2 separate regions of the Homo sapiens genome follow, and region 1 is linked to region 2. Evidence: chromatin loops called from intact Hi-C (ENCODE). Cell type or tissue: mammary epithelial cell. All regions are shown on one strand. Each heading gives the region's core, and the rest is flanking DNA. Links, peaks and the distances in the headings are about the cores only.

Region 1 (11,776 bases), core at 1,284-9,283, 120 kb before region 2:
AAAATAAGTCCAGATAATGGAGAACCTTTGAAGCCACCATAGGGACTGTGGCTTTGTTATAAATGAAATGGGGAGACATGGCAAGGGGCTGGAGGAGACGAGTCACATAATCCAACTTATGTTATGCCCCTTCCCTGTTCAAGATAAAGGATTTTCTTTAGTATTTTTCCTGGAGAATAACTCTTTACTTCTGGTAACTTCCCAAACCCTGGGGCTGATTAATCCCTGTAATTTGCCTCACCAAATGTGGGAGATGTTCAAAGTTCTTGAGCTGCGGGCCTTGGCATTTCTTGAATATCCAGAATCAAGGGCAGCTTGACTCTACTTCTTAAATGACTTTGTTCACATAAACATTTGAAAAGGGCCAATAAGGAGAGGGGAAGCTCCTTCAGGGCAAACTATTTCCATTTCTTTTAGTTCTTTTAAAAGATTATGTATTCCTGGGAGAGAATTTTCATACTTCACAGCCTGTTTGATCACTGGCATAATTCTTGCCAGAAGAGTTTCATATTCTTCATTCTTTTGAATATTTGCTATCTGGAGAGTTTTGGCTTCCATCTGTTGCTCCCTGGCTCTCTTTTTTGGTCCCTCAATTAAAACAAATCTGATGAGTATGAGTCATGGTGACCAAATGACCTCCTTTGGGTTTTTCCTTTGAATTTCTCTTCTCACTTAAATACCAAATTACCAATAATCATTGTACGTGGTTCCCAGGACTCTCTGATTTTGAGTTCCATAATGCAGGCTTTTAGTTTTCCTTGAGAATTTTGTAGTCTACAGATAAAATTGCTACTAAGGTTTGGAGATTTCTACAGAGAGTATGTGAGAAGGAATATGAAAAGAAGACCTAAAAAATGACAACCCCAGAGGTAATGATTATACCATCTTCGGATACCTGTGTGAATTAATATGGATGGTTTGTGTCAGCCTCCACAAATGATGGGAGGTGAAGTGTCCATGCAGACACTCAGATTGCCCTCTATCCTAATCCATATACCTGAATAAAGCCAGGGGAAGATTCTGGTGTTGCTTCTTGTACTAGATGAATACCTAGTGCATGATACACTACTCTCCTATTCCCTCTTTTCTCTGTAGGAGCGCTAAGGAATTCATCGTTCTTACAGTTCTGCACACTCATCAGGTGAGTGAGCCTCTTTGCCATCTGCCCTTCCTCCTGACTGAGAAGAGATGACATTTCCATATTGGAAAGCAACAGTGATGGGGTTGGGGGTTCAGAGACTACAACCAACATATGAGCCAAGGATTTAGGAGTGAACTTAAAGAATACCTTCTGAACAGCATGTCTCTGCTCATGTCCAAAGCTGAGGACTTTGAAGGGCTGTGCTGTGCTGTGTTCTGTCCTGTGCCTTCTTCTTTACCCACTTAAGCTGCCCACTGCCTCAATTCCAAATACAGTTTCCACTTCTTTTTGGCTGTACTCCATTAAAATGTATCTGTCCAATGTGAACTCTCATAAAGTCCTGGACGATGATAGGTGCCAATCTTATTCATTCATATAAGTTACCTACAATGTATGAGACACAGCACCATATGTGAGAGAATTTAATATAAATTTGCTGGGGGGTACCCTTGGACAAACAGATTCATTTTTGTCCTGGTACAGTCACTTAACTGGCTGTGTGACCTTGAATGAGTCAGTTCCCCATTCTGGACCTGTTTCATCATCTGTACATTGAGAGATTTAAAGTATAACAGTGTTACCTAAACATGCCTGATCATAATCGTTGCCAGGACTACTTATTAAAAGTAAAAATTTCTAGCCCCCTCTCCTCAAGAGTTGGATTTAGAAAGTTCAGTGTCCATTATTAGTTGTACCCTTATAGCAATCTTAACTTAAATGCACAAACCCAGGTGCACAACTTCCATGTGCAAAATTCAGAGCCCTCACTCTACCTCCAGCCTACCTGTCCCCTTATTAATGTCCCCAACAACAGTCCTCTGCACCCCAGCATGGATGCCATACCCTCAATATATAGCCACAGGAGAGATCACATCTGTTGGGGGTGAGGGACATGAAATCAGGGAAGGCTTCAAGGAGGAGGCTGCACCTGAGCTGGACCTTGAGGGATGGGGCAAGATTTTCCATAGAGAGATGACACAGCGAGGGATGGAACACAGGTGCACAGCATGGGCTCACCAGGCAAGAGCAAGATTCAAATCAATCTTGGTTCAAACTAACTGCCTCTCCCCATGGCCCCCAGCTCCCAGACCTCTTCTGCATCAGTGTGAACTTCACTCACACACTCATACACTCACACACATATACAAACACACTGACACACACACACAATACACTCACACATTCATTCACAACCTCATGCATAATAGACTCACACATATCCTCACACGTACACTCACACACATACACTCACCCACTCATACCCATACATATACACACACTACTCACATATACACGCACTCATGTGCTCTCTCACATATGTACACACAATGGTCCCAGGCAGATAGGCCTTTCTCAGTTCCAGTTCTCTTGTCTCTGGGCAGGCAAGCCCCACCACTCCATTGTTGTTACCAATAGTCCCCTCCCCACCACTTTGCTGCATGTGTGCAGTTGCCTAGTGGGCAGTAGGCAGTCAGTCCCAACCTCCCAACCTCCTGTCTTGAAAATGACCACCAGTTCTCCCACTAAAACATGCTTGATGTGTGGTTAGAATTTACTACTGCGATCAGAGACCCAATGTGGGTTTACTTTGTTAGTCAGTTCTTCTCAAATCTCACCTTGCAGAAGCCTTCCTTGAGTACCCTTTCTAAAATAGCATCTACCTTCACTATCTTCTGATATGGCTTACTTTTTCATCAGAGCTGAAATATTATATTTTTTAACTTTTCTTTTGAAATAATTGTAGATCACAAGAAGTTGCAACGATAGTACAGAGATATACCATGTACTGTTACCCTGTTTCTCCCAGTGGTTATATCTTACATAACTATGTGCAATAGGCTGGGTGCAGTGGCTCACACCTGTAATCCCAGCACTTTGGGAGGCCGAGGCAGGTTGATCACTTGAGGCCAGGAGTTCGAGACCAGCCTGGCCAACATGGTGAAATCCTGTCCCTACACAAAATACAAAAAAAATTAGGCTGGGATGGTGGAACGCACCTGTAGTCCCAGCTACAAAGGAGGCTAAGGCACGAGAATCATTTGAACCTGGGAGGCAGAGGTTGCAGTGAGCTGAGATTGCACCACTGCACTCCAGCCTGGGTGACAGAGCGAGACTCCATCTCAAAAAAAAAAAAAAAAAAGGCAAAACAGAACAAAAACTATGTGCAATAGCAAAACCAGGAAATCAACAATGACACAACGTATGTATATGATTCAATATGAATTTATCACATGTGGGTTTATGTCTCCACCAACACAGTAAAGATACCCCATTTACCATAATATTGTTATTATACGTTGCATGCCTGTGTCAAAGTATCTTATGTGCCCTAGACATACATATATCTACTATGTACTCACAAAAATTTAAAACTTAAAAAAATCACTGGACAAGTCTGTCACCCAAAGGATTCCTCGTGTTGTCCTTTTATAACCACACTCACTTCACCGCCTACACCCAATCCCTGTCAACCACTTTACATTTCCCTAATTTTATTTCAAAAATATTATATAAATGGAAGCAAGGCACTGTGGCTCCTGTCTGGAATTTCAGCTACTTAGGAGGCTGAGATGGGAGGATCACTTGAGGTCAGGAATTTGAGATCAGCCTGAACAACATAGAATGAGACCTCGTCTCTAAAAATTTTCTTTTTAATTTAGCTAGGTGTGGTAGGGCACACCTGTAGTCCCAGCTACTTGAGAGGCTGAGGCAGGAGGATTGCTTGAGCCCAGGTGTTGGAGACTGCTTTGAGCTATGATAGCACCACTGTACTCCAGCCTGGGCAATAGAGCGAGGCCACTTCTCTAAAAAACAAGCAAAAATAATATATAAATATAATTATATAATATGTAACCTTTGGGGATTGACTTTCTTCACTTAGCAAAATGTCCTCTTAGCAAAATGTCCTCGAGATTCATCCAACTTGTTGCATGTATCAATATTTTGTTCCGTTTTATTGCTGAGTAGTACCCATGGTATTCCATGGTGTGGATGTACCAGTTTGTTTAATCATGTACCCGTTGAAGGGCATTGGGTTGTTTCCAGTTTTGAACTACTACAAATAAAGCTGCTATAATATTTGTGTACAGGATTTTTGTGGGCATAAGTTTTCATTTCTCTGAGATAAATGCCCAAGAGTACGATTGCTGGATCAAATAGTAAGTGTATATTTAGCCTATTAAAAAACTGCCAGACTGTTTTTCAAAGTGGCGGTGCCATTTTACATTCCCATGAGATATTATATTTACATGTTTATTGTCTCTGTCCCTCATTAGAATGTCAGCTCCATGAGGGTAGAGACTGTGTTTTGTTACTGCTGTATCCCCAGCACCTGGCACAGAGTAGGTGCTAATAAATATTGGTTGACGGAAGGAAGGAAACCCAGTTTCTAGCCAACAAAGCAACCTAAACAAAACTCAAGTGTCCAAACTTAGGTGCAGAATAAAGGGCGTAACACTCACCCCAATCTCTATCTCGACTTTCCCATCCCAGTGCCTCCAACATTTTCTTACCCCCTGTTCTGCTTACTCTGCAGGTCCCAACCCATGGCCCCTTTGCTGCGGCCAGGCTGATTTCCTTCTCCTTCTTAGGTACATTTCCTTCTTAGGTCTTACTGCCCCGTGGACTTTTGTCCTTTTGCTATTCCACATCTCTTCTAATACATGTCTGTTTCTTTTAAGACCTTGTTTGATACTCATGTTCTCCAAACAGCTTTGCCTGACTAATCTCAATGAGCATTTCCCTAATTTTTTCATTCACTCATCAAGCATTTATTAAATACCTACTATTCTGGACACTCTTCTAGGCTGGGAATATAGCAGTGCACAGGACAAACATAGTCCCTGCCCTCACAGAGCTTACATTCTAGTTCTCAGTCTTGTGCTCTCTAAATCCTTGGAGCATAGAAGTGGACGAGTACACACACACGGGGCTAATTGTCAAAACATTTAATGACCTGTACAGTAGGAGCCAATCCAGTCAAAATATAAGCCAGTAATAACACCGGAGCAGAATCTTGAAGGCCTCCTAGTTGTGCCAGATGTTAACCCTGTAGTTGATCTACGTTTGTAAGGAGGTCCAGGGGGAGAGGTCAGGTGGCATCCAGGAAGCATAGGGCAGTGCCTATTTACCAATCAGTGTGAAAGAATCTCTCTGTATTTTACAACTGGTATGGCCATCCCAGTGCATGCCAATTGAATGTCAGCCTTACCTACATGTGCAGTCGATCCTCATTATTTGCAGATTCCCTATTTGCAAATTTGCCTACTCCCAAAAATTTATTTATAACCCCCAAAATCAATAATCACGGCACTTTCCTGGTCATTTGCAGACATGTGCAGAGTGTGAAAATTTTGATTTACCCCATGCACACGTTCCCAGCCGAGGTCGGACAAGGTGATGCTCTGCCTTCTTGTGTCAGATCTCATACAGAGGTAATCAGAGGATGAAGACGATAGGGGGCAGTGCAGTGTAGTGCAAGAAAGAAACTGCAGTTCTGGGGCCAGTTGGACGGGGTTTGAATCTTGACTCTGGCACCTGTGAGTGGAGTGGCCTCAGGCAAGTCACTTAACACTTTTGAACTTCATTTTCTCTTTGTAAAATAAAGAACATAGAAGCTACTAGGATGAGTTGTTTTTACATTTTAACACCATAATTTATGTGAAATATTGGAGCAACAGTTCAGTATTCACTAATTCAGTGTTTATGGAAATGTCATAGAACGTAACCACCTTAACAAGTCTCCATTGACAGATCTTCTCTCTTTAGCTATACTGAAAGCTTCTTGAAGACCCCCAATATGTGTTTAATGTTATACCCCCTACATCACAGAAAATACTACTGTGTTCACAGCAGGCACTTGGCATCTCATGGGTGCAAGGAGACTGCTACCTATTACAGAACTCTTGTCATGTTAAAGTTTGATTACCACTACTTCCAGAAGACAACCTCCTAATAGGTCCAGGATGTGGCCTAGGAATCTATATTTGTTAAAAAAAAAAAAAAAAAAAAAAAAACCACTGGACCAGACAATCTGCAAGTCTCCTTCTATTAATAGCTCCTACATTATGTGGCTGATAATGGCCTAATACCTACTCCTACATACTGTGGCTGGTAATTTTATTTTATATATATAGAGTCTCACTCTATTATCCAGTCTGGAGTGCAGTGGTGCCATCTCAGCTCACTGCAACCTTTACCTCCTGGGTTCAAGTGACTCTCCTGCCTCAGCCCCCGAGGAGCTGGAATTACAGGCATGTGCCACTACACCGGCTAATTTTTGCATTTTTAGTAGAGACGATGTTTCGCCATGTTGGCCAGGCTGGTCTCGAATCCCTGACCTCAAGTAATCTGCCCGCCTTGGCCTCCCAAAGTACTGGGATTACAGGCGTGAGCCACCACACCTGGCCTGGTAATGGTTCTTGACCCTGTTTATCCATTATAACCATCTGAGAAGCTCTGAAAACTATTAATAGTCACTTCTGATTCATTCGAGCAGCAGAGACAGAAAAAAAAAAAGAAAACATGAAAATATTGATACTTGGGCTCTTGCCCTGACTCATTGAATTAGAAGCTCTGGAGATGAGGCCCTGGTATTGGTCTTTTGAAAAGGCTCACCAAATGATTCTGATATGGAGTCTCTCTCAGATGACATTTTCCTTGTAAGAGTGACTCATAGCATGGCAGACAATTGGGGAGAGGGGTCACAGGAGTTCTTTCCCAGGGCCCCTCAAACCATACTGCATAGATAGCCACTTAATAAGCTTCTGTGTACTTAAGGGTATTCCTTAATCTTTGAATTACCAACTAGTCCTCATGACTGACTGGATATTTATTAATCTTGAAATCTTTAGACCTTGGCACACAGTAGGCACTCAGTAAATATTTTTAAACGGATAAAGTACCGGATTATGACCAAGAATGACCCTGATAAAGCAAGTACAGACAATCTGTTTCAAATGAAACCCAGTTTTCTGGTTCTGAAAACAGCCTGTACTTAAAGAACTGGAATCCCTTCTGCTTGGAGCCACCTGCCCAGAAAAAGAAAGCCAAAATAATGGGAACCACCTCAGAGAAACTGGTTTTCTACAGAGCTTCCTGACGTATAGTGTTTGTCAGATGGTAGATACTCCAACCATATATGCTGAATTAATGAACTAATTCATTACTAATTTTAGCAATCAACTAATATATTTTATGCCATGTCTACTATGTGCTTGGTACTAGGGGGAGACATATTAACATAAAATGGCATCTCTGCTTATACAGCCTGGTTGGGGATGTGAGCAATGGCAGTGTGGATTAACAGGAGTACTATAGGAAATCCAAGAAGGGGAATTGAGGAGTTGGGGAAGGATTGAGGATAAAGGTAGAGTTTGAACTAAGCTGTAAAGTGATGGCATTTAGCTAGTCAAAGGGACACTCTAGACCCTGAAGGATGGGGACAGGGAGGAAACAGCGTGAGGTGGGTCCAGGAATGATAACAAGCCCAGTGTGTGCAGGGAGCTGTGGATAGAACTACCAAGTGCAGCAAAAGGTGATCTTGGAGAGAGGTGGTTAGAGAGTCAGGTGTAGTTTGTGGCGGGCTTTGGAAGTCAGGCAGAGGATATGTTCATGTCCAGGCAGTCTTGAGTGTGGGAAGGAAGGCCCCCTGGTTCCCCTAGTAGTGATCTGGTGAAACCAGGATGGTCCTCCATTGTCCTAGGCTCCCACAGTGGTTGCTATAGGAATTGGTTATAAGTAGGCTCAGGTGTCAAAGGCAGTGTAGCCAGAAGGGCAAATCAGTCAAAGCTTCAAGAAGCTGAGTTTCGTTTTTTTTCAGTTACCAAAGCGGGGCCCTATCTTGTTCTAAAATATTTGGCCCTATATCTGACTTTGGTCAAGATTTGAGTGATCACAACCCTGACATCTGTACTAATACAGACAACAAATTTAAAAAATGGTCAAAAAATAACCAGCTGCTGAATTCTGCACTGAGGGAAAGGCAGACTCTCTTCTATTCCTTATTCCACCAAGCTGCTGGCTTCATATTTGCTTCAAGCAGCTTGCAGTGGCCCCAGAGGTACTTAGCAATTCTAGTCCCATGTTTCAAGCCAAAATTCATTTTAGCCAGAAAGGGTGCCTGTTGCAAAGTGAGATTCCCAGCTGCTTGGAGAAAAAAATAGGGTCAGTGAAGAGCTCAAACATTCCAGCCTTAAGGTGCTCAATTAATCTATGCTTAATGGATTGGGATCTCTTCAACAATGTCAATTTCTGGGCCCCACTCTTCCAGAGATTCTAACTTTTAAAATCTGGTGTGAGCCTAGGCATCTGTGCTTTAACAAGCACTCCTCAGTGATTCTTATCATCAGGCACGTTTTAAAAACAGCTGGTTAGTGCATGGTTATGAATTAGTGCAGAGGTTGGCAAACTGTTTCTCTGAAGGGCCATATAATAAGTATTTTAGGCTTTGCAGGCCATATGTGGTAGCACAAAAGCAGCCATAGGCAATACATAAATGAAGATCACGGCTGTGTTCCAGTAAAGCTTTATTTACAAAAACAGGTGGTGAGCAAGATTTGGCCTATGTAGGCCTGTAATTTGCTGGCCCCTGAAGTGTATTATGCCTTCCTGCTACCGCATTCACATTTTGACCCGGGCCTTCCCAATTCTCAACATTGTAATTCAAAGGAGTGCCCCTAATATTACGAACTTCAAGCCCCAGAGCTGAGCTTTGAAGATGCTTTGGGACACGGAGGCCTCTGAGAGGCTCCTCATATCACACTGCAAAGCAGGCCTCACCTGTGTCTGAGCATAAGGCTAGATGTGACTCCATGACATCTAGCACAGACCAGCTGGCAATGAATGAGTCACCAGCATCAAGGCTGAAGACTGAGAATAGGATGGAATCTTAGAGACCAACAGGACAAGGGTCAATGAGGACTGAAGTATAAACAAGCTGAAAATAACTCTGAAACAGACACCTGGAAATGATTATAATCCCTGAAAATATTGGCAATTTCATTTCCTCCTTTGTGGTTTGTGCCTATAATTAACTGAATCTTTGGTTTTCAGTGGTACAAACAGAAACTCTCTAGGACAGGATCTAATCTTGCATCTTTGGTAGGGATAGCAAGGATGCCACCCTCTTCACTGTGGTGAATACATAAAAGGATACCAGTTGGGGTTCTTCATTTGTTTGAGTCCATTACATAACACCAAGGTAGAACCAGAACCAGTGGATGAAAGATCAGGAAAGGACTCCCAGCTTTAGCCTGCTGTGGGGGAACAACCACTAAGCAAAGGCTCAGGAAACCTGGGTTCTGGTTTCGGCTCTGCTACTCAATTATTTCAATACTTTGGGTAAAGTATATCCTCTTCCCAGGCTTCTGTTTCACATGTGAAAAATGAAGGTTGAGCTGCATGGCCCATTCAGGTCTCTAGAGATGCCTCGTTCTACACACTGTGCCATGCAGGCATCTGAGGGCAGATGATGGCAGAGAAGAGAGGTGACTGTCAGGTAGAAAGATTCCACTTGCCTCATGTTTGTGGCACCTTGGTGGAACTTTGGATGACTGTGGAGATGGAATCAAACACAGCTGCCTGAGCATAGCTACAGATCTTTCTATCTTGCCCCTTTCTCTTGCTTCTGCCTCAGCCTGCAGCCCCTGCTCAGGATTGGAGCACCAGGCTGTGCAACACACAAAGGCATTTATCAACTCCATGTATAATCAATACTGTAATCACTTTCTGCAGTGATCTCCAGCTCTGGATTTCATTGTGCTATATTGTCTGCTGCCAACAAATTGCCCCTTTGGCTCAGGATGAGAAGTCTAAGGTTCCTTTAGCTCAATGGTTCTTAATCTTGGCTGCATTTGGAAATCATCAGAAGCTTGAAAAAAATACTGATGCTCAGACCTCACCCCCAGGAATTCTGATGTAATTGGTCTGTGGTGGGCCCTGGGCTTCAGGATTTTTAAAAGCTCCTCCCAGCATTTCTACTATGCAGCCAGGACTGACACTCACTGCCTGAGTTCCTGCTGGACTCAGGTGAAAGAAGTGGTTTTTTGCAATCTCCCCTCTGTGGGAATGAGATTGCTGGCTCTGACAGAGCCAGCTGGGACCAGGGCCCAAGACACAATGAGGACGTTTGTTTCTGATGTGTATCTTAGGGCCCTGCCCTCCTGTGGCTGATTGGGTAAATGAATCTCAACTGCAGTGTAAATGGTAGATAATAGCTTAACGTATTCCCAGCTGGCAGGGACCTTCAGGGCCTTAACACAAAGAAATTCCTGATTGTAGGACTCAGGCTCCATGGCAAGGCCCATAGGGGTGGTGGTTTGAAGTAGCCCCAAACCTGATTCACTCCCTAGTCCTCTTCATCTCAGTAAATGGCAAGTCCATTCTTTCAGTTGAAGTCTCTCTTTTTCTCACTCTCATATCCAATCAGTCAACATATCATCCTAATTCAGTATTCAAAATATATCCAGAATTCATTCACTTTTCAACTCCATCAGTACCATCCTAGCCCAAGCCTCCATTATGTTTTAACCATATTATTGCAGTTACAAATATTGTACTTAGAGACCCCCAACTGGTCTCCATGCTCTTGCCATTGCCCTTCTACACTCTGTTTTCCACACAGCAACCAGAGGCTTCCTTTTAAAATGCACATCAGACTCTGTTCAATCAAATCCCTCTAGTGGAGTGAAATCCAAAGTTCTCACCGTGGTTTACAAGGTCCTACATGACCCAGCCCCCAGCTGCCTCTCTGAGCATCTCCCCTCTTGCTCCCCCTCCATCACGCCACTCCAGCCACCTTGGCCTTCCTTGCTGTTCTTCATACACCTCAATTCACTTCAGGGCCTTTACTGTAGTTTCTGCCCAGAAGCCTTTCTCCAGATAACCTGGTGGCTGTCTCTCCCTCACTTCCTTAAGTTTCTGCTTAATGTCTCATCCTCAGAGAGGTCTTCCCTGACCATCCTGTCTAAAATAACCTCCCCCAGTGGCCGGGCGCCGTGGCTCATACCTGTATCCCAGCACTTTGGGAGGCCGAAGTGGGTGGATCACTTGAGGTCAGTAGTTCGAGACCAGCCTGGCCAACATGGTGAAACCCCGTCTCTACCAAAAATACAAAAATTAGCTGGGCATGGTGATGCCTGCCTGTAATCCCAGCTACTCGGGAGACTGAGGCAGGGGAATCACTTGAACCGCGGAGACAGAGGTTGCAGTGAGCCGAGATCGCACCACTGCACTCTAGCCTGGGCGACAGAGCAAGACTCCTTCTCAGAAAAAAAAAAAAAAAAAATTAAAAATATAACCCGCACAATCCTACTTGTGGATATATATCCAAGGGAATTGAAATTAGTATGCCAAAGAGCCATCTGCATTCCCATGTTCGTGGCAGCACTATTCACCATAGCCAAGATAGGGAAACAACCTAAGTGTCTGCCATCAACAGATGAATGGATGAAGAAAATGTGGTATAAATACACAGTGGAATACTATTCAGTCTTTAAGAAGAAGTAAATCCTGTCATTTGCTACAACATGGATGAACTTGGAAGACATTATCCTAAGTGAAATAATAATAATAATTATTATAAGCCAGACACAGAAAGACAAATACCACATGATCTCACTTACATGCGGAATCTAA
Region 2 (11,776 bases), core at 1,173-9,172:
ATGAGCTCACTCATGGTGTGGCTCTGATTCAGGGTTTGAATATAAAACAAAACAGGCCAGCCAGGTCTGACCAATCCATTCCTCCTGGGTAATATGCTGAGCAGAGATTTTCCCGCTTGTAAGCAGCCTGGAGCCACACAGCCCAATTTTAGTCATCGCCCTCAAAGTTCTTGGGGTAGAGCCTCTAATGATAACAATGGGCGGGGACTTTGTGGTGTGGGAGGGGCTGCAGTGAGGCAGAGAAGGAGCACGGTGACGGGCGGGCTTCCCTGGCTAAAGCCTCATCCCAGCTTTCCCTAGGACTGGCTGCACAGCTGCCTCCTGGCTGAGGACACCCCCTCCCCCTCCACGCGCACACACTCGCTTCCTTTCCTGCCGCCGCCACCTGGTTCACAGGGCCTGTCACTGCTGTCCATCTGCCACTAGGGGGCGCCTAGCAGAGAGGATGGAGGGAAGGGGCACCCAGGGCAACAGGACTGGGGGCTCCAGCAGTGGAAGGAGTGGCAGCAGTGGAAGGAGTGGCACCTGTCGGTCCTCCTGGCCCCCTCTTCCCCTGTATGTCCTCCGCAACCACGGGACAACACCGTGCCCAGTCCACACTCATTCAGCAGACAGGAATGTGTGCACGCCCTAAGGGCATAGCTCAGTGCATTTTCACACACCAAGCACTGTGCTAGACGCTAGGAATGCAGAAGCGGCCTAACGTGGTCCTTGACGCTGAGATGCACTTGATGTAGAGGAAGAAACAGATAGGGAAATGGGTAATTACAATGTGGTGTGATAAGTACTATGATGAGGGAAGAACAAAATGCTATGGGAGTGTGGGGGTTGCGGGGGGGCACCCAAGCCAGCCTTGGGAGTCAGGAAAGACTTCCTGGAGAAAAATACTTTGACTTTTGAAGTAGTTGACTGGAAGTTGGCCAAAGAGCGAGTGAAGAGAAGGGTGTTTCAGGCAGGCAGAATAGCACGTTTACCTGGACACCCCAAAGGAAGTGGCGTGTGTGTGTGTGTGGGTGTGTGTGTGTGTGGGGGGGGGGTGTGTGTGTGTGTATTTTCGGGTAGGATGAAGAGCTGTGATGAGGGGTGGGCTGGTGAGACTAGATCATAAGGGACTGTATAAGGAGAGTGTACATATGTCTATTGTCCCTGCATACTTATTACCAGCAACCCCCTTCACTCTCAAAAGGGTCCTGATTTTGGTAGTAAATTATACAGGAACCCTAATTGTAAGACACACTAGGGAGTTTGAATTTTATCCTAGGAGTGAAGAGGAGCCATTGAGCATTTTAAACAGGGCATCAACAGGATGAGATTTTGATTTTAAAATAGACTGGCAGTAATGTGAAGAATGGGTTGGGAAGGGGCAAATGTAGAGGAAGGAGTTTGGTTAGGAAGCTGTGCGTTGCCCAAGTGGGAGAGGAAGGTGGCTGAGGTGAGAAAAGTGCTGGTGGGACAGAAGAACAATTTACAATATATTTTGGAGGAAAATTCAACAGAAGTTGGTGATATTTCAATGTAGGGATTGGAAGAGAGGGAGGAGTCAAGGACAACTTACATTTTTCTGGCCTGAGTGACTGATGGATGCTGGTACTGAGCAGCACAGGAGATGAGGCTGAAGTTTAGGAACTGCTAAGTTTAAGGTGCCTGAGGGACCTCACCAGGAGGACTGAACAGGCAGCCATTGTAGCTAGTAGAGGTTTTGATCATCAATACATTTTTGCCCAAATGCCATCTTCAGATAGTCAAGAAGCTGAAGCAACGGGGCTGTAAACTAGGCCAGCCTTAAATATCCTGGGTGTTTGTCTTAAGAGGACAAGGACACAGTGGGAGAGGTTATGGAATGGAAGGAAAGCTAGGGAACAGTGAAGAAATTAAGTGTATTAAATGCAGAAGATATAAATTTGGGTTATGAGATATCTAAAGGAGAAAAATAGAAGCCAACAAAGAAGGCTCTAGTGCCTGTAATCCCAGCTACTTGGGAGGCTAAGATGGAAGGATTGCTTGAGCCCAGGAGTTCAAATCTAGCCTGGGCAACACAATGAGACCATGTCTCCTTCTTTAAAAAAAGACTCTAAACTTTAGAGTCTAAAGGAAAAAAAAATGGGTCTTTTAACAATTATAGATATTTTACAACAGCATCACAGAAAATTTGGGAGATATGTGTAAGAAGCCTCACCCATAATCTGGTGATCTTCTTACTGCTAGGTGGTGGTCAAATCAACATTCCTCTATATCTTCTGACACCACCCCAGCAAGGAAGGGGAGGCTTGCCTTATTACAGCCTAGTAGGGGTGGAAGTCCAGCCTCTCCACGTGGTCTCCACAGACACCACTGGAGGCAGGATATTGTTACCATTCAGCGGGGAAGAAAGTCCCAGCTTCCTACTTGGACTTCTCTGACACCTACCCCAGCAGGGGCTGCAGGTGGGTGTCTCGTTACATGAAGTCCCTGCTCTCCACTCAGGCTTTGCTGGTGCGGGGCGGGACACAATTTTCCTTGTGGCGTGTAGCTACAATGGAGTGATCAGCATTTAAAACGTTCTTTCTAGGCTGCCCTTTTTCTGGTCCTTTGCTGAGAGAGAAGACTTTGTTTTGGTCTAAACCCATTGGCATTTCCATGTTGTCAGCTTCTTCAGCTCCAAGTCAGGGATATAGGAGGCAAAAAGCACACCCAAAAAAGAAAAAAAAGTGAAAACCCAAGGAACTCACCACAAGGAACTACTTTATCTTCCTAGAATGTTACATGCCTTTAAAAAAGCAGAAAGTGCACAATGCTTACATTTATAGCTAAGCTGGGTGCGGTGGCTCATGCCTATAATCCCAGCATTTTGGGAGGCTGAGGCGGGAGGATCGCTTGAGCCCAGGAGTTCAAGACCAGCTTGGACAACATAGTGAAACCCCATCTCTACAAAAAATCTTAAAAAATTAGCCAGGTGTGGTGACATGTGCCTATGGTCCCAGCTACTTAGGAGGCTGAGCTGGGAGGATTGCTTGAGCCCAGGAGGTTGAGGCTGCAGTGAGCTGAGATCATGATACTGCACTACAGCCTTGGTGACAGAGCAAGACCCTATCTCAAAAGAAAAAAAAATTATAGCTCAATGAATTTTCAGACACTGAACATACCTGTCATCCAGATAAAAAACCAGAAGTCCCCTCTTGTCCTCTTCCAGCCACTACTTTACTACACACAAGAGTAATCATTGCCTGGAGGCGTTTACCTGGCCTGCTTAGCAGTGGGCACTGACAGCTTGAGACCCACTCTGGCTCAAAGTTCTTTCCAGACTGTGTGTGTGCATATGGGTTCTTGCACATCTGTCTGACTTCCTCACCTAGGCACCTTAGGTTAGAAAGTTCTTCACAGACCTTGATTCAAATTTGAATTACATTAATTCCCAGAAGTGCAATGTAGTGGTTAAGAGTATGGGATTTGGAGTTGAACCTGATTTCAAATCCCAGCTCTATAACTTCTTGGCTGTATGATCTATAACAAGGTAATAACAGCACTGACCTCGGCATGATGTTGTGAGGTTTAGGAGAAACAACTCAGGCTGGGCATGGTGGCTCAGGCTTGTAATCCTAGCTCTTTGGGAGACCGAGGCAGGAGAATTGCTTGAGGCCAGGAGTTTGAGACCAGCTTGGGCAACATAGTAAGAGCCTGTCTCTACAAAATATATATTTTTAATTATCCAGGCAAGGTGGTGCACATGTTAGTTAGTCCCAGCTACTCAGGAGGCTAAGGTGGGAGGATTGCTTGAGCCTAGGAGCTCAAGGCCGCAGTGAGCCATGATCATGCCACTGCACTTCAGCCTGGGCAACGGAGTGAGACCCTGAGGAAGGAAGGAAGGAAGGAAGGAAGGGAAGGAAGGAAGGGAGAGAGGGAGGGAGGGAAAGGAAAGAGAAAGAAGGAAAGAGAAGGAAGAGAAAGGAAAGAGAGAAGGAAAGAGAAAGGAGAGAAGGAAGGAAAGAAGGAAGGAGAGAAGGAAAGAAGGAAAGAACGGAAGGAAGGAAGGAGAAAGGAAGGAGGGAGGGAGGGAAAAAAGGAGAAAGGAAGGAAGGAGAAAGAAAAGAAGGAAGTAGGAACAAAGAAAAGCAGAGAGAGAGAGATGAAGAGAGGGAGGAATTACGTGGTGAAGGATGAAGTGAACAGCGGTGCTTGGCATATAAGCCAGCCCTCAAACAAGGGTAAGTGTTACTATCCTTATTATTATTATTAAGGCTACTGTGAACACTAAATGATATAAATTATGTAAATTACCTGATAAGGTTCCTGGCACTCAGTAAGTGTTAGTTCCCTTCCTTCCTCCCTTCAGGGGAGGACTAGGGAGTAAGTACTTTTTGTAAGTTTGTTCTCCTGGGTTGAAGGGAGGGAAGGAAAAGCTCCAAGGAGGAGAGTGGCTGTACTGTGGGTGGTGTCCTTCTCAGTACTTCCTGGGAGTATGCGGTGTGACAGCTCCCACCACCTCTCTCTGCCTCCCTTTGTGCCCCTACTCAGGACTCCATCAGCAAAGGCCTGGATGGAGCAGAAAGCAATGATGATGGGAAAGCCAGCCCCTCTCTACGGGTTGAGGTTCACTTGGCCCCATAGTTTGAACACTATTCTACTTCCCTCTCAGTATGGTGGAGTAAGGGCCCTGGAGGGCTCTGGGCTAGCACAGGTGCACATCCTAGCTCGGCCTCTGTGAGCCCTTTCTTCCCTTTGGCAAATGCCACTGACTGCTATGCCCAGGCTGCCTCAGTGAAGTCCCGAGATGGCTCCCAGTACCCCAATTTGGGGGTTCCTGGGAGAGCTTGTCACCAAATGTCCAAATACAGTTTGACATAACCTTCATTTTCAAACTATGTCACATTTCTGTGAGGATACAGTATCTTGAAATTAAACAGATCTAGGGCATTACAGTTCCACAAAGTTTTGGGATCAGCTACTCTCATAATTGAATGTAATTTATGAACTCCTGATCCACCTTGTTCCTCTGCAGAGAAATTTGCTACAGCCTCTAGATTTATGAAATTGCCCTTCTCTCTGCAGACAGCAGAGGGCCTCATTAGCACAAACTCAATGTCACTGGCAAATATATGGGAAGGAAAGTTTGCCAAGGTTCTAGAAGCACAGCAAAACTTTGATTAACATAAATAGGCAAGAAAATTGGCCAGTCAGCTTAATTCCCTAAAAAAAACCCTGGATTTCCTGAGTTAATAGGGGTTGAGCAGAAGCTTCTTGCTGTTCCACCCTTTGTGGTCGAAAATTCATCCAAAATTCCCAAATCCTCTTTGCTCCCTCAGCTGGTAATAGGGATCCTGGATAGAGTTGCCAGATTTAGAAAATAAAAATACAGGCCAGACGCGGTGGCTCACGCCTGTAATCCCAACACTTTGGGAGGCTGAGGTGGGCGGATCAATTGAGGTCAGGAGTTTGAGACCAGCCTGGCCAACATGACGAAACCCCATCTCTATTAAAAATACAAAAATTAGCCAGGCATGGTGGCACATGCCTGTAATCCCAGCTACTCAGGAGGCTGAGCCGGGAGAATCACTTGAACTTGGGCAGCAGAAGTTGCAGTGAGCTGAGATCGCACGACTGCACTCCAGCCTGGGTGACAGAGCATGACTCCATCTCAAAAAAACAAAAATTAAAAAAAAGGCCGAGTGCAGTGGCTGACGCCTGTAATCCCAGCACTTTGGGAGGCTGAGGCAGGCAGATCACTTGAGGTCAGGAGTTCGAGACCAGCCTGGCCAACCAACATAGTGAAGCCCCGTCTCTACTAAGAATACAAAAATTAGCTGGGCATGGGCCTGGCGCGGTGGCTCACGCCTGTAATCCCAGCACTTTGGGAGGCCAAGGCGGGCAGATCACCTAACATCGGGAGTTTGAGACCAGCCTGACCAACGTGGAGAAACCCTGTCTCTACTAAAAATACAAAAAAGAAATTAGCCGGGCATGGTGGTGCATCCCTGTAATCCCAGCTACTTGGGAGGCTGAGGCAGGAGAATCGCTTGAACCTGGGAGGCAGAGGTTGCAGTGAGCCGAGATCACGCCATTGCACTCCAGCCTGGGCAACGAGCGAAACTCTGTCTCAAAAAAAAAAAATTAGCTGGGCATAGTGGCAGACACCTATAATCCCAGCTACTCAGGAGGCTGAGGCAGGAGAATCACTTGAACCTGGGAGGCAGAGGTTGCAGTGAGCTGAGATCACGCCACTGCACACCAGCCTGGGCAACAGAGTGAGACTCAGTCTCAAAAAAAAATTTTTTTTTTAAAGAAAATAAAAATATAGGATGTCAGATAACAGGTCTGGACATTATATATTGAACCATAAGACTCCGAAAGATGGAGAGAAGGCAGATCCAGTAGAGACCTCAGGACCTGAGGCAGTGAGTTCCCCGGGTTTTCTTTTTGCCTCACATATCCCAGACTGGGTTCTAGAGAGACTGGCTACCCAGAAACTCCAGTGGGTACACACAAAAAAAGCCCTAACAAAATCTGGCTCTCTCTAGGGAAAGGACCAGGCAAGAGGCAGCCTATCAAGACATAAAACCTTTAGACAATAACCAAACACCACAAAGCCAACTGGCCCCACCCCACCCATGTCAGCAAGGGCCAAGTGGGAAGCCAGGTTACAAGAAGGTATTTCCAATCTCCCACCAGGTTTCAGAAAAGGCCAGTACAGAGCTGGGATTTTCACTGCCACCAGATGGTCACAAAGCTATGCAACACTGGGGACATATACCAAAACGTTCTTTTTCTGAGATTCAAATTCACCTGTGCATCCTGGTTTTGATCGGGCTGCCCTGACTGTGGGTGAATCTTGATTTTCTGACTGAGGTCTGGCCACCATAAGATTGTCAGTCTGAACACCATTAGCCCAGACAAGGAGATGGGGGAAAAGTAAGTTGAAGAGGCTGAGCTGAGTGGGTAGTTCATGGGTAGTCCCTCCCATTGACAACTGCTTTCTTTAATTCCCCATAGCTGCTTGTTTTCTTCCTAATTGCTCATTTCTTTTAAATGCCAATTGCAGGAAGAAAACTAAACAGTGTAATTCATGTGTGTGCTCCAGGCAAACTGAGCTGATTGTCTACGAGGCACCTTATTGTGTGGATTAAATAAGATCATGTCAATGAAAGCCCCTTAGCATCCAGGAGTTGCTCAATAAATGTTACTTTCCTTCTTTCCTGAAACATCAAGGATAACTTTAGACATCCTCAGCCTGGCTGTGGCTCAGAGAGAAAATCCAGCTGACCTTCTGATCCCTGAATGCCATTATTATTTTAGTAACCAATGCTTTTATTGAAAAAATAAGCCATGGTTAACAAAAATCCAGGCAGTATAAAATTGTATACGATGAAAAGGAAGTCTCTCTCCTATCCCAGGGCACAGTCCTCCACTTCCTCTCCCTAGAGGCAACCACTGTTACCAATGTATTCTTCCAGAGGAGTTCCATGCATATGCATACCTATATATAACCCTCTCATTTCCCTCCAATGTGAACATACTAGACACACTGCTCTGTATCTTCACATGCTATTTTTAGCTCCTAATTGCCTGGCTGCGGTGGGATACAGGCAGTTGATCCTGAGGGTCCTTATGAAAAACAGCCCTTTGAAACTTGTTGCTACCGCTATTGAAAGGATGTTGTCAAGGATGTTGTTCATTGTATCCCACAGTATCGTCTCTGAGGACCCCCGGGAGGAATTCCTGTCTGATCTTAGTACTGAAAACACTTGCCCTTCTGAGCGATTCGTTTGTTTTTATCTCCTGGACATTGTGAATTGTATAACAACAAGGTTTCCCCTTCCCTGTTGGCTGCTAGAAAGCTTTAGTTAGAGCCAACTTTTTGGCCCACCCTTTGTGGGAGCAGAGGTTTTTATGGTATGTATCTGTAGCCTGATGCTTGGCCGTATTTTGTGTCCACCCTCCCCTGCTTTTCTATCTTTAATTTATGCTGCCTTGACATACCTTGTGTGCCCTGGCAAGCTACCTGAAATCACTTCTGAAAAAAGGCAAAGTTGGAGTAATTAAATAACTGCCTGGCTCAGCAGCTCACTACCTTCAGTCTCCACCCACCCTCTCTTAACCCCCATCGTATCCTCTCAGCGGCTTCCTGGTGCTCCCCGCTGGCCTGTCTGGCAACTACTCTCCCCTTCAACCTTTTGTCCTATCTGGCCCCTCATTGCTCTTGGGCCTTGCAGGTCCGCTACTGCTTGCAATGCCCCCACCCCCCACCCCCCGGCCCACATCCTCACCTCCATATGCATCATGTGTAGCCATCAGATGCTTGCTTTGATCATTCTAGGACTGAAAACTCAGGCCCTTGGCTACATATTAGGACTGTTCTCTGTCTTTCCAAGGTTCAGTAATGCATGCTGCTAGAGCAGAGCCATCATAAAAGAAGGCTACCTCTCTGGACCAACCTGGGCAAAACTCCAGGGGCCAGGCGTGATGGCTCACGCCTGTAATCCCTACACTTTGGGAGGCCAAGGCGGGTGGATCAACTTGAGGCCAAGAGTTGGAGACCAGCCTGGCCAACATGGTGAAACCCCATCTCTACTGAAAATACAAAAATTAGCCAGGCATGGTGGTGCACACCTGTAATCCCAACTACTCAGGAGGCTGAGGCAGGAGAATTGCTTGAACCTGGGAGGCAGAGTTTGCAGTGAGCTGAGATCACGCCACTGCACTCCAGCCTGGGTGAGAGTGAGACTCCGTCTCAAAAAAAAAAAACTCCTGTGGAGGCTGATGAGATGATGTATTGCATAGAGGAGATGAATTCTTTTGAAGGGAGCAGCATCCCAGGGCAGCTAACCTTGTTTCCAAGGTGAAGAGCTTAGAGTCTGAAGGGCCAGGAAGGCAGAGTGGTCGTGAAAAAAGCATGAAGGCCCTACAGAAAAATTAGGGCACGCAAGTTCTGTCTGTTCCCCCACCTGCCACTGAGTGGCTAGGCAACATCAAGCAAGTCCTGTCTGTTCCCTGGACCATGCTTTTTTTTTCTTTTTTGAGATGGAGTATAGCTCTGTCGCCCAGGCTGGAGTGCGATGGCACAATCTCAGCTCATTGCAACCTCCACCTCCCAGATTCAACCAGTTCTCCTCCCTCAGTCTCCCAAGTAGCTGGGATTACAGGCATGCGCCACCATGCCGGGCTAATTTTTGTATTTTTAGTAGAGACCGGGTTTCACCATGTTGCCCAGGCTGGTCTCGTACTCCTGGCCTCAAGTGATCCACTGGCCCCGGCCTCCCAAAGTGCTGAAATTACAGGCGTGACCCATCATGCCTGGCCTTTTTTTTTAAAAAACAAAACAAAACAAAACAAAAAAAACTAAAACTAAGAGGGTTGTCTCTATGTTGTCCAAGCTGCAGTGCAGTGGCTGTTCACAGTTGTGGTCATAGCACACTATAGCCTTAACCTCCTGGGCTCTAGCAATTCTCCCACCTCAGCCTCCAGAATATCTGGGACTACAGGTGTGAGCCATGGTGCCCCGCCTGCATTTCCTTTTGATGCCTCTGCAGCATTGTCCATTTCTCACTGCAGTTAGATCAAGTGACTCGTAATAAATGTCATTTTACTGTTTTCCTGATAGTCCTATCTGAGCTGAACGTGCTCAGCAGTTAATAGTGGCCTTTTTACATGGAGTTGCTATTTTTGGTTTTAAATATGTTTGATTCAGAAACCCTTGAAACAAAGTATAGAAACAATAACAGCTGATTCTAATGATTCATACTTACTGGGTCTATATGTACCAGTCCTGTTCAAAGCACTTATTTACTTATTTTGAGACCATTACAGTGCTGGGATTACAGGCGTGAGCCACCATGCCCGGCCTGTTCAAAGCACTTTAGATTGATTATCTCATTCTTCACAACATCCCAGTGAGGTTGGCACCATCATAATAAGCACTTTATGAAGTCACAACCCAGATTTAACAGATGTTCACTTTTTGTCATATTTACCCTAGATCTTTTTTTTTTTTTTTTTTTTTTGGAGACAGAGTCTCGCTGTGTCGCCCAGGCTGGAGTGCAATGGCGCGATCTCAGCTCACTGCAATCTCCGCCTCCCAGGTTCAAGCAATTCTCTGCCTCAGCCTCCCGGGTAGCTGGGATTACAGGCGCCCACCACCACGCGTGGCTAGTTTTTTGTTTTTGTTTTTTGTGTGTGTGTGTATTTTTAGTAGAGACGAGCTTTCATCATGTTGGCCAGGCTGGTCTTGACCTAGATCCTTTTTTAAAAAAAGAAGAAAGAAAACATTGCAAACACGATTAGCATTCTCCCCATCCATTCCCCTTTTACCCTCCCCATTGGCAACCATTATCCTCAAGTTGGTAGTTGGTGAGGGTCCTTCCTATGGTATGGTTTCATACCTTTACTACATAGTATATATCCATAAATATAATATTGATTTCTGAGATTTTTTTGGCATCCATTATTTCTGTTTTGTTTTTGTTTTTTGAGACAAGGTCTCACTCTGTCACTCAGGCTGGAGTGCAGTGATGTGATCTCAGCTCACTGCAACCTCCACCTCCTGGGTTCAAGCGATTCTTGTGCCTCAGCCTCCAGGGTAGCTGGGACTACAGGAGTGCACCACCACACCCAGCTAATTGTTGTATTTTTACTAAAGATAGTTTGGCTATGTTGACCAGGCTAGTCTCAAACCCCTGGCTTCAAATGATCCACCCGCTTTGGCCTCCCAAAGTGCTGGGGTTACAGGCGTGAGCCACCACTCCTGGCCCAATTTCTGAGGTTTTAAAAATTTTATACAAATGGTGTTATAATGCACATTTTTTTTTAAATACAGGGTCTGTCACCCAAGCTGGAGTACAATGGTGATGTTGGCAGCTTCGATCTCCTGGGCCCAAGTGATCCGCCCCCCTCAGCCTCCCAAGTAGCTGAGACTACAGGTGCATGCCACCATGCCCAGCTAATTTTTGTATTTTTTGTAGAGACAGGGTTTTGCCATGTTGCCTAAGCTGGTGTCCAGCTCCTGAGCTCAAGCAATCTGCCCACCTTGGCCTCCCAAAGTGCTGGGATTACAGGTGTGCAACCACTACACCTGGCCCTACATTTTCTTTTAAAACTTGAGTGATTAATTTTGTATCTTGATACAGTGATGACCTCATTCACACAATTGGATTCCAGATCATAAAGTGTCAATAATTAGGCCACATTCAGACTCATCTTCACCATAAAGCTCTTAATTCCCTCACAGCCTTGGGTCTCAAAAAGTCTTCCCACCTGCCTTTCATGGACCGGCTTTAAGTCTTTAGGATAGAATAAATCTAACTAGCTCCTATCAGGTCATCAGCCAGGAATTTCCTCAACTTTTAACTTGCTCCACCCAATTCTCTGTATTTTTTTTTTTTTTTTTTGAGATGAGGTCTCGCTCTGTCACCCAAGCTGAAGTGCAGTAGTATGATCACGGCTCACTGTTCATTGACCTCCCAGGCCCAAGCAATCCTCTCACCTCAGCCTCCCAAGTAGCTGGGACTACAGGCATGCACCACCACACCAGGCTAGATTTTTTATTTTTTATAGAGGTGGAGTTTCCCTATGTTTCCCAGGCTGGTCTGGAAGTCTTTGCCTCAAGCAGTCCTCCAGCCTTGGCCTCAAAAGTGCTGGGATTACAGGAATGAGCCACTGCACTTGGCTGTGTATCTTTATTCACCACCATAACTGTCTTCCTTCCAACTCATCAGATCCCAGAGCTTCAGTGATTACCTATTGAATGACTGACTTGCCAATCTGTATCTACAAAGGCCCTATTTTTCTCCTGTGCTTCAGGGCTGTATAT

The links. Peaks named below come from ENCODE experiments on the same cell type or tissue, not always from the same donor. Only the 100,000 strongest peaks of a DNase experiment are listed, where the experiment ranks them.
Region 1: it touches region 2 in a loop (5-fold over the local background); 11 of 110 quality-filtered maps call a loop at or near these places.

Annotation. Positions count from the first base shown.
Region 1 is chrX:107,532,410-107,544,185 of GRCh38, forward strand. FRMPD3 (FERM and PDZ domain containing 3) reads left to right here. Exons shown (of 15, transcript NM_001388459.1): 4 at 1,096-1,141. The region is part of intron 1 of FRMPD3-AS1 (FRMPD3 antisense RNA 1); the gene reads right to left. Among named protein-coding and RNA genes, the nearest start is that of FRMPD3-AS1, 7.5 kb to the right of the region's middle. In mammary epithelial cell, for the core only: a CTCF peak has its summit at 5,606; no DNase peak of the experiment used is centred there; H3K27me3 peaks cover 504 bases.
Region 2 is chrX:107,654,895-107,666,670 of GRCh38, forward strand. No RefSeq gene overlaps it. Among named protein-coding and RNA genes, the nearest start is that of PRPS1, 32 kb to the left of the region's middle. RefSeq lists an enhancer at 225-519. In mammary epithelial cell, for the core only: a CTCF peak has its summit at 5,036; no DNase peak of the experiment used is centred there.